Regions from separate parts of the Homo sapiens genome. Here all the other regions are linked to region 3. Evidence: chromatin contacts called from ENCODE Hi-C or POLR2A ChIA-PET data. All regions are on one chromosome and are shown on one strand. The core of a region is the stretch at or near the end of the contact, and the rest is flanking DNA. Distances in the headings are between cores, read along the strand shown.

The links. Hi-C counts contacts between places; a loop is a spot of excess contacts on that map. ChIA-PET counts read pairs that join two places held with the same protein, here RNA polymerase II (POLR2A). Pooled maps may share reads with other maps.
Region 1: a loop to region 3 is called in a map of CD4-positive, alpha-beta memory T cell, with 16 times the contacts of the local background. The contact joins the promoter of NDUFB2-AS1 here to the promoter of CREB3L2 in region 3. A Hi-C loop is called at or near these places in 1 of 168 maps with a recorded cell type or tissue (CD4-positive, alpha-beta memory T cell) and 6 of 50 pooled maps. POLR2A ChIA-PET finds 5 or more read pairs at or near these places in 1 of 52 experiments (activated naive CD8-positive, alpha-beta T cell).
Region 2: a loop to region 3 is called in a map of B cell, with 20 times the contacts of the local background. The contact joins the promoter of BRAF here to the promoter of CREB3L2 in region 3. A Hi-C loop is called at or near these places in 3 of 168 maps with a recorded cell type or tissue (B cell, CD4-positive, alpha-beta memory T cell and CD8-positive, alpha-beta T cell), 1 of 37 single-sample maps with no recorded cell type and 8 of 50 pooled maps.

What each region holds. Positions count from the first base shown.
Region 1 is chr7:140,695,581-140,699,013 of GRCh38, reverse strand. NDUFB2-AS1 (NDUFB2 antisense RNA 1) reads left to right here and starts at 1,937. Exons shown (of 2, transcript NR_024454.1): 1 at 1,937-2,099; 2 at 2,194-3,433. NDUFB2 (NADH:ubiquinone oxidoreductase subunit B2) reads right to left here and starts at 2,306. Exons shown (of 4, transcript NM_004546.3): 1 at 2,172-2,306. The coding sequence starts at 2,269. RefSeq lists an enhancer at 1,988-2,297.
Region 2 is chr7:140,923,258-140,926,799 of GRCh38, reverse strand. BRAF (B-Raf proto-oncogene, serine/threonine kinase) reads left to right here and starts at 1,871. Exons shown (of 18, transcript NM_004333.6): 1 at 1,871-2,234. The coding sequence starts at 2,097. It overlaps LOC105375536 (a long non-coding RNA gene), which reads right to left and starts at 1,708. Exons shown (of 5, transcript XR_002956518.2): 1 at 298-1,708. RefSeq lists a silencer at 1,979-2,048.
Region 3 is chr7:138,000,686-138,003,936 of GRCh38, reverse strand. CREB3L2 (cAMP responsive element binding protein 3 like 2) reads left to right here and starts at 1,851. Exons shown (of 12, transcript NM_194071.4): 1 at 1,851-2,333. The coding sequence starts at 2,232. LOC124901752 (a long non-coding RNA gene) reads right to left here and starts at 1,630. Exons shown (of 3, transcript XR_007060551.1): 1 at 1,547-1,630. RefSeq lists enhancers at 1,552-1,601, 1,832-1,901, 1,992-2,081, 1,630-2,227, 2,172-2,311 and 1 more.

The DNA of each region.
Region 1 (3,433 bases), core at 688-3,187, 2.7 Mb before region 3:
GCTAATTTTTGTGTTTTTAGTAGAGATGGGGTTTCACCGTGTTGGCCAGGCTGGTCTCGAACTCCTGACCTCAGGTGATCCGCCCGCCTCAGCCTCTCAAAGTGCTGGGATTACAGGTGTGAGCCACCGCGCCTGGACAAAGTTACATTTTTAAAAAATAAATCAGACCACATTACTTTCCTGCTTTAAAACTCCAATGGCTCCCTGTGATTCTTAGAATAAAATTCCGAGTCCTCCAAAGCCCCCTCTAATCCGGCCCCCACACTTGTCCCTGTGACCTGGTCTCTCCCACTCTTCCCCTACGCTCCACTCCAGCCTGGCCTCCTGCCAACCCTGCGGGCTCTGGCCTCTCCACCTGATGCCTCCTCTGCCCTCTTATGTCCACCGGGCTCTTCCCTTGAGGTCTCTGCATGGCTGACTTCTCATCCCTCAGGTCCCGCTTCAAATCACACTCCCAGGCATTCCCACGCCATCCCCAAATACAATATCCCTTCTACTCCCACACCACGCATTCTCCATATTAATCCCCAGCTGTATTCTCTTCATAACCCTTAACAGTACTCAAAAAAGGTCTTTCTTTTCTACTGGTCTCTCCTCTCCAGAATGTACACTTCATTCTCTCTCGTATTCTGCTATATCCTCAGCACCTAGAAAGGAGCAGCCATATAGAAGATGCTCCATAAACATTTATGCACTTAATTATCACACACTCTGAAACAAGTGTGTGTTACGAACAAGCCAGCACCTCAGGGAAGATCGGCATTCCCCCATCTCCTCATGCAGGACCAAGGGCTGTCGCTCATGGCTCTCCATCACTGTCTTTGCCCAAGTCACACAGGGCTTTGCCTTCTGCCCACCCCACACCTGCCCCAGCTCCAGATTCTTCATCCATGTGGGACTTCAGGCAAGTCACTCCTTTCATTTCCTGGGCCTCAGTTCCTTAATAACAACAACAGTTAAAGAATACTTGTACGGTCCTTAGCAGGCACCAGCAATTGTTTTAAACACTTTAGTGAGACCAAGCGCAGTGGCTCGCCTGTATTCCCAACACTTTGGGAGGCCGAGGCTGGAGAATCACTTGAGCCCAGGAGTTAGAGGCTGCAGTGAGCTAGGATCGCGCCACTGCACTCCAGCCTGCCTGACAGAGTTAGACCCCATCTCCTAAAACACACAAACACGCTTTAGATAACAGTAACTCATTTAGTTCCTTGCAAATGGACGCCAAATGGGTGAGGAAACTGAGGCATTAAGAGAATAAGAAACTTTTCCAAGGTCCCACAGCTGGAGTGTGGCAGAGGTGGGATTTGAACCCAGCCACTGTGCGGCCAGAATCCCGCTTGGAATCACGACCCCACACTGCCTCTTGGTAAAGTGTAGCTGATGATCTAAGGGACCTGGAATCATCCATGACTCTTTTCCAGTCCTGCTCTTACGGAATCTCTGCACACCACTAACTCGGCTTCGGCAGCTGCTCCCTACCTCGCACCCGCTCCCTACCTCGCACCCCCAGCCCTCCGCCCTCCGGTCTGCGTCTCGGGCCACCTCGCGGGCGGCTCTGCCTGTCACTCTCCTAAACGCCACGGCTGCCCCAGCGTTGGCTTCCGGCTTTCTGCTCCTCTCACCCGACGGCGCTCTCTCTGGGCGACAGCCTCCACTCCCTGCAGCCAGAGTGATTTTTCAGCATTAAAAAGCGGCCACGTGACGTCTCCGATTAAAGGCTGCCGAACAGACTCTACCCTAAATTCCGCAGCCAGGCACCGGGACCCTGGACCGCGCCCTCCCTAGGCCTCACCGCCGCCGCCCCCCGCCTCGCTCCAGGAGCGTCCACACCCGCCGCGCACGCTGCTTCCTCCGCCTGGACCGCCCGCGCCGGCGCCGACTGGCTCAGCCCGCTCCGCATTCACGCGTGCGTCTCCCGAGGGCAGGCGGCCCCTACTACCATGACGGCCCTGCACACGGTGTCCCATCTGCCCAGCGAAGTCTCTCCCTCTCCCTCCGGCCAGCGGGGTCCCTCTCCTCGAGTCGCGGCTTCAGGAGACACGCGGACTACAGGTCCCAGCATGCCTCGGGACGCGGCCTCTTCAGGCGCCCCAGTCAAGGTGAGAGCGTCCCAGGGACCCGCGCTGTCCGCTACAGGCCGGCGAGGCCCCCATCCCCAGCCCCACACTCACTGACGGACTCCACCATCTCCAGCAGTCCGTGCGCAGCCGCTTCTGAAAAGGCGGCCTCCAACGCGAGCGAAAGACGCCAGCCGAGTCAGAGCGGACATACTCGCTCCCGTCCGCCCCGCGGTCCCCAGCCGCCTCGCCCCTGCCTACTTCGCTTCCCCGGCGCTCCGCCCGCGCCTCCCGTGACGTCACAGAGTCGCTCATCTCCAGGAGTGGGGGAGCCGGCAGCCGCTCCTGACCCAGATTAGCTGTGAGTCCTTCGGCTGCAGGAAACCTCTCTCCCGAGAGCAAAGCCCACGCATAACTTATGGTTGCTGAGCTGCCCCATGCCTTCTGAAACAGCTTGTTGGTTGCCCCTCTGATCCTGTAGGGCTCTCCCCGTGTTCTGCCCCTCCTAAAACTGAGTGGTGTATAATTCTTTTTTTTTTTTTTTTTTCTTTTTGAGACAAGGCCTTGCTCTGTCACCCAGGCTGGAGTGCAGTGACACCATCTCGGCTCACTGCAACCTCTGCCTCCCAGGCTCAAGCGATTCTCCTGCCTCAACTTCCCGAGTAGCTGGGATTACAGGCATTGTGCCAGGCTAAGTTCGTACGCAGCAATAGATAATGCCACAAATGGCTTGATTCGATCCACTGGCTTTAAGGCTGGGTTGGCATAGGCTCAGGGAAGAGACTGCCGTCTTTTTGTCCCTTTCCCGCCTCCACACTGTACCTGATGCGCACTGGCACGAGGGGCTGCGTGACCAGCTGGTGTTCTCCCTCCCAGCCATCTGGAGCCATCCCAACCCCTCTCTGCCTGCTTTGAATGTCCCCTCAAGACCTGGGAAGGAAAAAATAACATCACCTCCTTGAAAAAAACTGCACCAAAGGAATCTCTGTCCACCTAAACCATACTGCTCACTAAAAGACAGGAATGAGGAACTTTATCCTGGAGAAGGAAAGAATGGGAGAAACTAGTCCTGTAGTCAGGGCAGGACTCTCGGAGAGCGCAAGGGCTTGACTCCATTCGCTGCCTGGTGGTCTCTAAGACGAGCAACATAATCTATGAAGGTGCAGGGATAAACTGTGATTTTACCTAAAAAAAAAAAAAAAGAGAAATTAAGCTTTACAAATACCCCCCCTCCAGGCTGACCCCGGGCCCCTCCTAGTCAGCCAGACGGCCACATCAGCTCAGCTCTGAGAAGAAAGCCCGTGGTTGGGCCTGGCAGAGAGGGGCAGGTGGTGGTCACTGCAGGTCTGTCCCTGGGCGCTGCCATGGAGAAGAGG
Region 2 (3,542 bases), core at 622-3,121, 2.9 Mb before region 3:
ATGAAATAGGACAGTTAGAGAATTAACAAAAATCTTGCCAGTTGTGTTTCTGATGAAAGGGTGATGAAAGGGTGATGAAAGGGGAAAAGGTGCCATGACTGGCTAATGGTGCTATTTCAGTCTGCTTCTAAGTATGTCCTTATAGTAAAGGGTGCTTCAGATTAGTTTAGCTTGATGACATCATCCCTTGTGATCATTTACTCTACATTTGCCAAGCCACTTTTTGATTTAAATTTATTTCCTCATAGAAACTTTCCTACTTGGAGGAGAATGTACAATGAAGTTAACAAAGCATACCATGTTCATGTTTTTTTTTTTTTGGAGACAGAGTCTGGCTCTGTTGCCCAGGCTGGAGTTCAGTGGTGCAATCTCGGCTCACTGCAACCTCTGCCTCCCAGGTTCAAATGATTCTCCTGCCTCAGGCTCCTGAGTAGCTGGGATTACAAGTGTGCACCACCACACCAGGCTAATTTTTTGTACTTTTAATAGAGATGAGGTTTCACTACGTTGGCCAGGCTGGTCTCAAACTCCTGGCCTCAGGTGATCCATCCGCCTCAGACTCCCAAAGTGTTGGGATTACAGGCGTGAGCCACTGCGCCCGGCCTACAATGTTCATCTTATAGGTTATATTTTTTCAATGCAGAAGAATGTTAGTATTCTCATTCATCAAGCAGCCTCACACAGCATCCTTTACCTGAGAGTAAGCATCAGCTCCCAGGCTTACGGTGACCCTAATCAATATGAAGACACCCTGTTTCAGAAGTCAGTAGGACACCTTTCTATTTCTTGAATCATCCAAAATACAGTAAGGAGGTCGCTGGTGACTTCCCCCATGATGGGAAGTACTAAAAGGCAGAATCCACTTAGTTTTTCATGACTTCATGTTTAGGTTACTTTGGTGATTCACTCCAGGCCATTGGGAGCCCACAGTAATTGTTTCTCATTCCCGTTTCTCTCTTCCTTAAACTTTTCTTTTCCAATTATTTATTCTTTATTAGATCCATGTATTTTTAATAATGAATTGAATTTCATTCTGTAATTGGGCTTCTCAAAGATAATTGACCTCTTCTCTCCCAATTGTTTTCATGCGTATTTTGCAGAGAATGCTTGGAATATTCTGTTCATGAAAGGCACAAAGTACATAAAATATTTTGAGTGATTTTCTTCAAAATAAAAATGATTAGTTTTGATGCTTCAGATGTCTAGAATGCTATGTGCCTTGTACAGGCCCTACGGCATGGAAAGTGCTCAACTGATATTTGTTAAATGAATGAATCTGGAAAACGAAAAATACACGAAATATTTTATTCCTCAACAATGAAGAAAAAGCTTTCAGACTTCCATTTAGACTCGTTTTAACTGGCTGAATTCTTCAATGAAAAGAAAACACGCGTCGCACTGCTAATTTAGCTGTTCCTAAATATATTTCCATCAAATTCTGCTTGGCTGTTTCAACCTTGGGGTTGAAGTTCTTATTTTGATGACACAGAGACGTTCATTGCAGTGGAAATAGCAAGTAGTATTGGCTTCCCCGCCTTCCTCCCTCTAGGATTTCAACTTCTCCTCCTCGAACACCAGCCCTGCTCTTCTAGTAAATCCCACATTACAGAACAGGCTGAGGACGGAGGAGACAAGAGGAAAGTAGGAAACCGGAGCCATGGAAACGGCGGAGCGGAGGCAAAGTGTGAGAGCGCGGGTGGTTAGAAGGGAAAAAACCCTCCCCGGACGACGGCGCGAAGGCGCGCCTCAGATTACGTCACGCACCGGGGTGACGTCACGACCGTGACACGCGGGTGACGCCGTTGCCGCGGCGACTTCTCGTCGTCTCCGCCCCCTTCCCCCGCTCCCCCCCGCACCCCCGCCTAGCGTCCTTCCCCCAATCCCCTCAGGCTCGGCTGCGCCCGGGGCCGCGGGCCGGTACCTGAGGTGGCCCAGGCGCCCTCCGCCCGCGGCGCCGCCCGGGCCGCTCCTCCCCGCGCCCCCCGCGCCCCCCGCTCCTCCGCCTCCGCCTCCGCCTCCGCCTCCCCCAGCTCTCCGCCTCCCTTCCCCCTCCCCGCCCGACAGCGGCCGCTCGGGCCCCGGCTCTCGGTTATAAGATGGCGGCGCTGAGCGGTGGCGGTGGTGGCGGCGCGGAGCCGGGCCAGGCTCTGTTCAACGGGGACATGGAGCCCGAGGCCGGCGCCGGCGCCGGCGCCGCGGCCTCTTCGGCTGCGGACCCTGCCATTCCGGAGGAGGTGAGTGCTGGCGCCACCCTGCCGCCCTCCCGACTCCGGGCTCGGCGGCTGGCTGGTGTTTATTTTGGAAAGAGGCGGCGGTGGGGGCTTGATGCCCTCAGCCACCTTCTCGGGCCAGCTCCGCGGGCTGGGAGGTGGGCATCGCCCCCGTGTCCCTCTCCGTCATGCAGCGCCTTCCTACGTAAACACACACAATGGCCCGGGGGGTTTCCCTGGCCCCCACCCCAGATGTGGGGATTGGGGCAGCGGTGGTTGAGCGGGAGGCTATCAATAGGGGGCGAAACTCAGGGTTGGTCCGAGAAGGTCACGATTGGCTGAAGTATCCAGCTCTGCATCTCTGTGGGGTGGGGGCGGCGGCGGCCTCGACGTGGAGGATATAGGTTAGTTGCTGGGGCTGAGACAACAGCCCGAGTTACTGTCGCGTGTAATTCTTACATGGTCGTGGGGATGATGGGGCTCATCATTTCCTCTCTCCTCTCCCGGACTGCCCCCCTTCTCAGTCCGCTGCCCTTTTTCACTTTTCTATTTGGGGATTTCTCTTCACCTGTTTTACCCAGCAAATTATTTTGATTTAGTCTTTACTTTTTCAATCCTAAATCGCAGTTTCCGATGCCTTTTCTGGTCTCTGGTCCTCTGTTCCTAATGTTTGTCAGCGCTCTGTCGCTGATTGGTAACCCCCATTCTATTCCCATCTACCGCCCGCTCATTTTCCAGTTGTCGGACCTGCCTGCCTTCTAACCCCAGCTCCCACTTAAGAGCATTTTTGCACTTCTCTTACCCTGGTCCTCTTGAGGCTCTGTACTTGATCTCACCACTCCCTAACATTGTTGTCTGTTGTTATCTTCACAAATCCTCCTGGACACTTTGGAGCTACTTGTTTTCTGAGCCCAGAAGCTGTCAAGATTCCATCAGGTTTCACTTGGCTCTTTTCGCGCTTGCACTACTGGCACTTTTTGGCTAGTCGTCCATTGTGCATTCACACCTCTTTATTCCTACCCATTTTTATAGGTCTGATTGATTTCTTAGTGTTGTCCTCCTTTTTGTCCTATTTTTTTCCTTTTCCTTTTTCCTCTCCAGTCCTTGCTTCTCTCAGCCTGTTTTTGCATTAGTCAGCCTCTTAGCACTGTGTCAAATTATTTACGTTTTTTTATTACATAAAATTTATTACAAATATTTGGTATTTTATTACAGAAAATAATACTTTATTATGCTTTACAAATAAGATATGGTATAATAATTGTGGTTTACAGTTATTGATTAGGTAATGTGACTTACTCTGTTGACTTTGCTCGAAGTTCTCTTTGCTAC
Region 3 (3,251 bases), core at 602-3,101:
AATTTATGATGGGTTTATGTGGATGTAATCCCATTGTACATTGAGTGACAGATTAAAAAAATAAGAAAGGTCTTTAAAAATGGAAAGAGCAATCTATGGAAAGAATGTGATGAAGGGGATACCAGGCTGGAAAAGAAAAACCAAGAACCTAAGAGAAAAATGAGAAAACTATTATATAAGGAAGGTGTGTGCCCATAAACTAGAGCTTCTATTTAAGCATTAAAATAATCTCAAAAGCTGGGCGTGGTGGCTCATGCCTTAAATCTCAGCACTTTGAGAGACTCAGGAGAGAGGATTGCTTGAGCCCAGGAGTTTGAGGCCAGCCCAGGCAACAAAGTGAGATCTTGCCTCTACAAAAAATTTAAAAATTAGCCGGGTGTGGTGGTGCACATCTGTGGTCCAAGCTACACAGGAGGCTGAGGCAGGAGAACTGTTTGAGCCCAGGAGGTGGAGGCTGCAGTGAACTGAGATCGTGCCACTGCACTCTAGCCTGGGTAACTGAGTGAGACTGTCTCAAAAAAAAAAAAAAAAAAAAAAAAATCTCAAAAGACCCCAGAAGATAGGACCAGACAAATGCAATAGTTTATATGATAAACTGCTGCTTTAAAGACAACATAGAGTTCAAAGACATTTGTCTCCACCCGCCAAAAAATACTTGCCAAGGAAACAACACAATAGCTAATACCTGAATGTGCCATTGTAAGAAACTTCTAGAGCTAACTGGCAAAGACCTGCTTTTATATTTAAGATAGGTAAACTATATTTTTGGAATTAAAAAGGAGGAAGAAGAATCACAGTGTTCGGGGGAATTCCTTTAGAACAGGCCATCTCTTCCCTATTCTAGGAGGCAGGCCTGGTGCTCTGGCCCTGGCTCACCTTTCTGGCCTTTCCCACCCCTCCCTGCCAAGCACCTCTGCTGCAGCCACACTGGCCTCCCCAGCAATCACGTGAATACCAGCTTCCCCCGAAATCTCATTTCCTTTAGGAAGAACTTCCCTGATCAGCACGTAAAATAGCATCGATCTTGACGCATCCTGTTTTCCTGCTTTTATTTTTCTTTATAGCAATTTCCACTTTCTGAATTTAAATGTTTATTTCTTTGTTTATTGCCTGACTCCTCTGAGATAAAAGCTCTATGAATTCAAGGACTGGGCTCACTTCTGTAGGACCTGGAAAAGCATGCCATTGACTCTTATCAAGCAGATGAAAGAAAAACATACAATAAGTGAAGTCCATAAAAAATAGAAGAACCCAACAGAAAATGGGCGAAAAAGGTGAAGAACAATGACAATTTCCTAGAGCTGCACTAATATAAATGTATGTGCATGAGGAATATTTGTATTTTTGTATAATATGTAATCCATTAAAAAAATTCCGAGAGATTCAAATGAACTAAAGTACTCGAAAATGTTTAAGCCCCCCGCGCAACAACTCTCGCGCCCCCTGTCGGCGCGCTGGTAAATTTCTGAGGATTCTCAGCAAGAGGACTGAACTCACCCTCCCTCTTTTACAAAATGTATTCTTGTCGCTATTTCATTGGCTGTACCTTTCAGACGCCCCTTTCACATTAGTCAAGCCTCCAGTCCATCACTTCCGGACCCAAGCCCTCTATTGGTCAGCTGTAGGCGACAGCAGACAGCGGGCCGCGCTCAAGCAGGAGGAGTTCCTCGGTGACGTCACAGACACTCCCCGGCTACATTCCAAGGCGTGGGCGGAGACTTCCCGCGGCCTCTGCCTTTGGGGGCGGGACAAAGCCGAGAATGAGACTTCTGATTGGGTCTGCTAGGCAAGGCGGATATCCAATTGGTCAAGCCTTGGAGGGAGGTGGGGCCGCAGCTGGGTCCTGGAGCAGAGCCGAGGAGCCCTGGGGTCCCTCAAAGTTTGTGTCTGGAGCCGTAGCGGCAAGTGGGCTTGCGGCTAAGGGATTTTCCTGGGATGAGAGCGGGTCTTCTGCCTTCATTTTGGATGCACATCCCGCTTTAGCCCCGGCAGCCTTTGGTCCGGCTCGTGTCCCTGGGGATTCTCGGATCTCCGAGGACACCGGACGGGAGCGCTTGGCCATCCTCTCTCCGGCAGAGGAGCAGACGTTTGCTTTCCAAGTGCAAAACTACAGACACGCGCGCGCACACACGCAAGCACACGCGGAGAGAGAGGAACCTTGCCGGTCCGAGGCAGCTCTGCGCGTCCCCTCCTGCGCTTAGCATCCTCGGCCCAGCGCGGCCCGCACCGCCATGGAGGTGCTGGAGAGCGGGGAGCAGGGCGTGCTGCAGTGGGACCGCAAGCTGAGCGAGCTGTCAGAGCCCGGGGACGGCGAGGCCCTCATGTACCACACGGTGAGGACCCGGCGGGCGGGGCAGGAGGGCTTTCAAAGCGGGCAAGTGTTGTCACGCGAGGAGCAGCTGGAGTCCTGGGACCCGGGAAGGCAGGGTTTGGGGCAGGGCATGGTCAGAATCAAGAGGTCCTGGGCGAGGTGTACTTTAATGTCTGAGCAGATGAAGGCGGGCAGCTGGCCCCTTTACATTTCTCATGAGAGTAATGCCACTTTGTATTCCTTTAACAATTCATGCTTTTTTCCCTGAGGCTTTTTCCATCTGTAATATCATTTGCTGTTGTTAACAGTACTGTAATGCGGGAGAGGGAGTGTGTGTTTTGAGAATAACATGCCTCCGCCTAGTTTGCTATTGATTTTTTTTTGAGGTTTTCAAAAACTGGACAAGATTAAGTAGCATTTCCTTTTCATCTGTCTCGTATTCTCTCTCCCTCTCTCCCTCCCTTCCTCTTCTTTCATATTTATATTTTAAAAAGTACACGTGTGTGTGTGTGTGTGTGTGTGTGTGTGTGTGTGTGTGTGTGTTGAAAGGGCTCCTCTACGTTAGGGAGAAAGGCGGCTTTATTTGCTTTCTTAAACTGTACGACCAAGAAGTCTCCTTCCTCCCTCTTCGGAGGAAAAACCAGCAGAGGAGTATGGAAAATCTGAGACAGTTGCATATTTAAGAAAGGCTCTGGGGAAGGTGGGACAGCTCACCAGTTGCTTGTTCAGTCTTATACTAATGCCTCAGAGATCTCTTGGGGGATTAAGCTGTCCCAGAGCACGCACATTTCTTTTAAAGTTTTTAATGTCAAGTTTTTGGTATTAAGTTTGCAAAATGAAATTTTGTTTTCAATAGCCAGCACTGATCATAGGACTTTATGCAAGATCTCTTTGTTTGATTCTTATCCATGCAGACGTTTGTAATGGGGGTGGGGCTGGG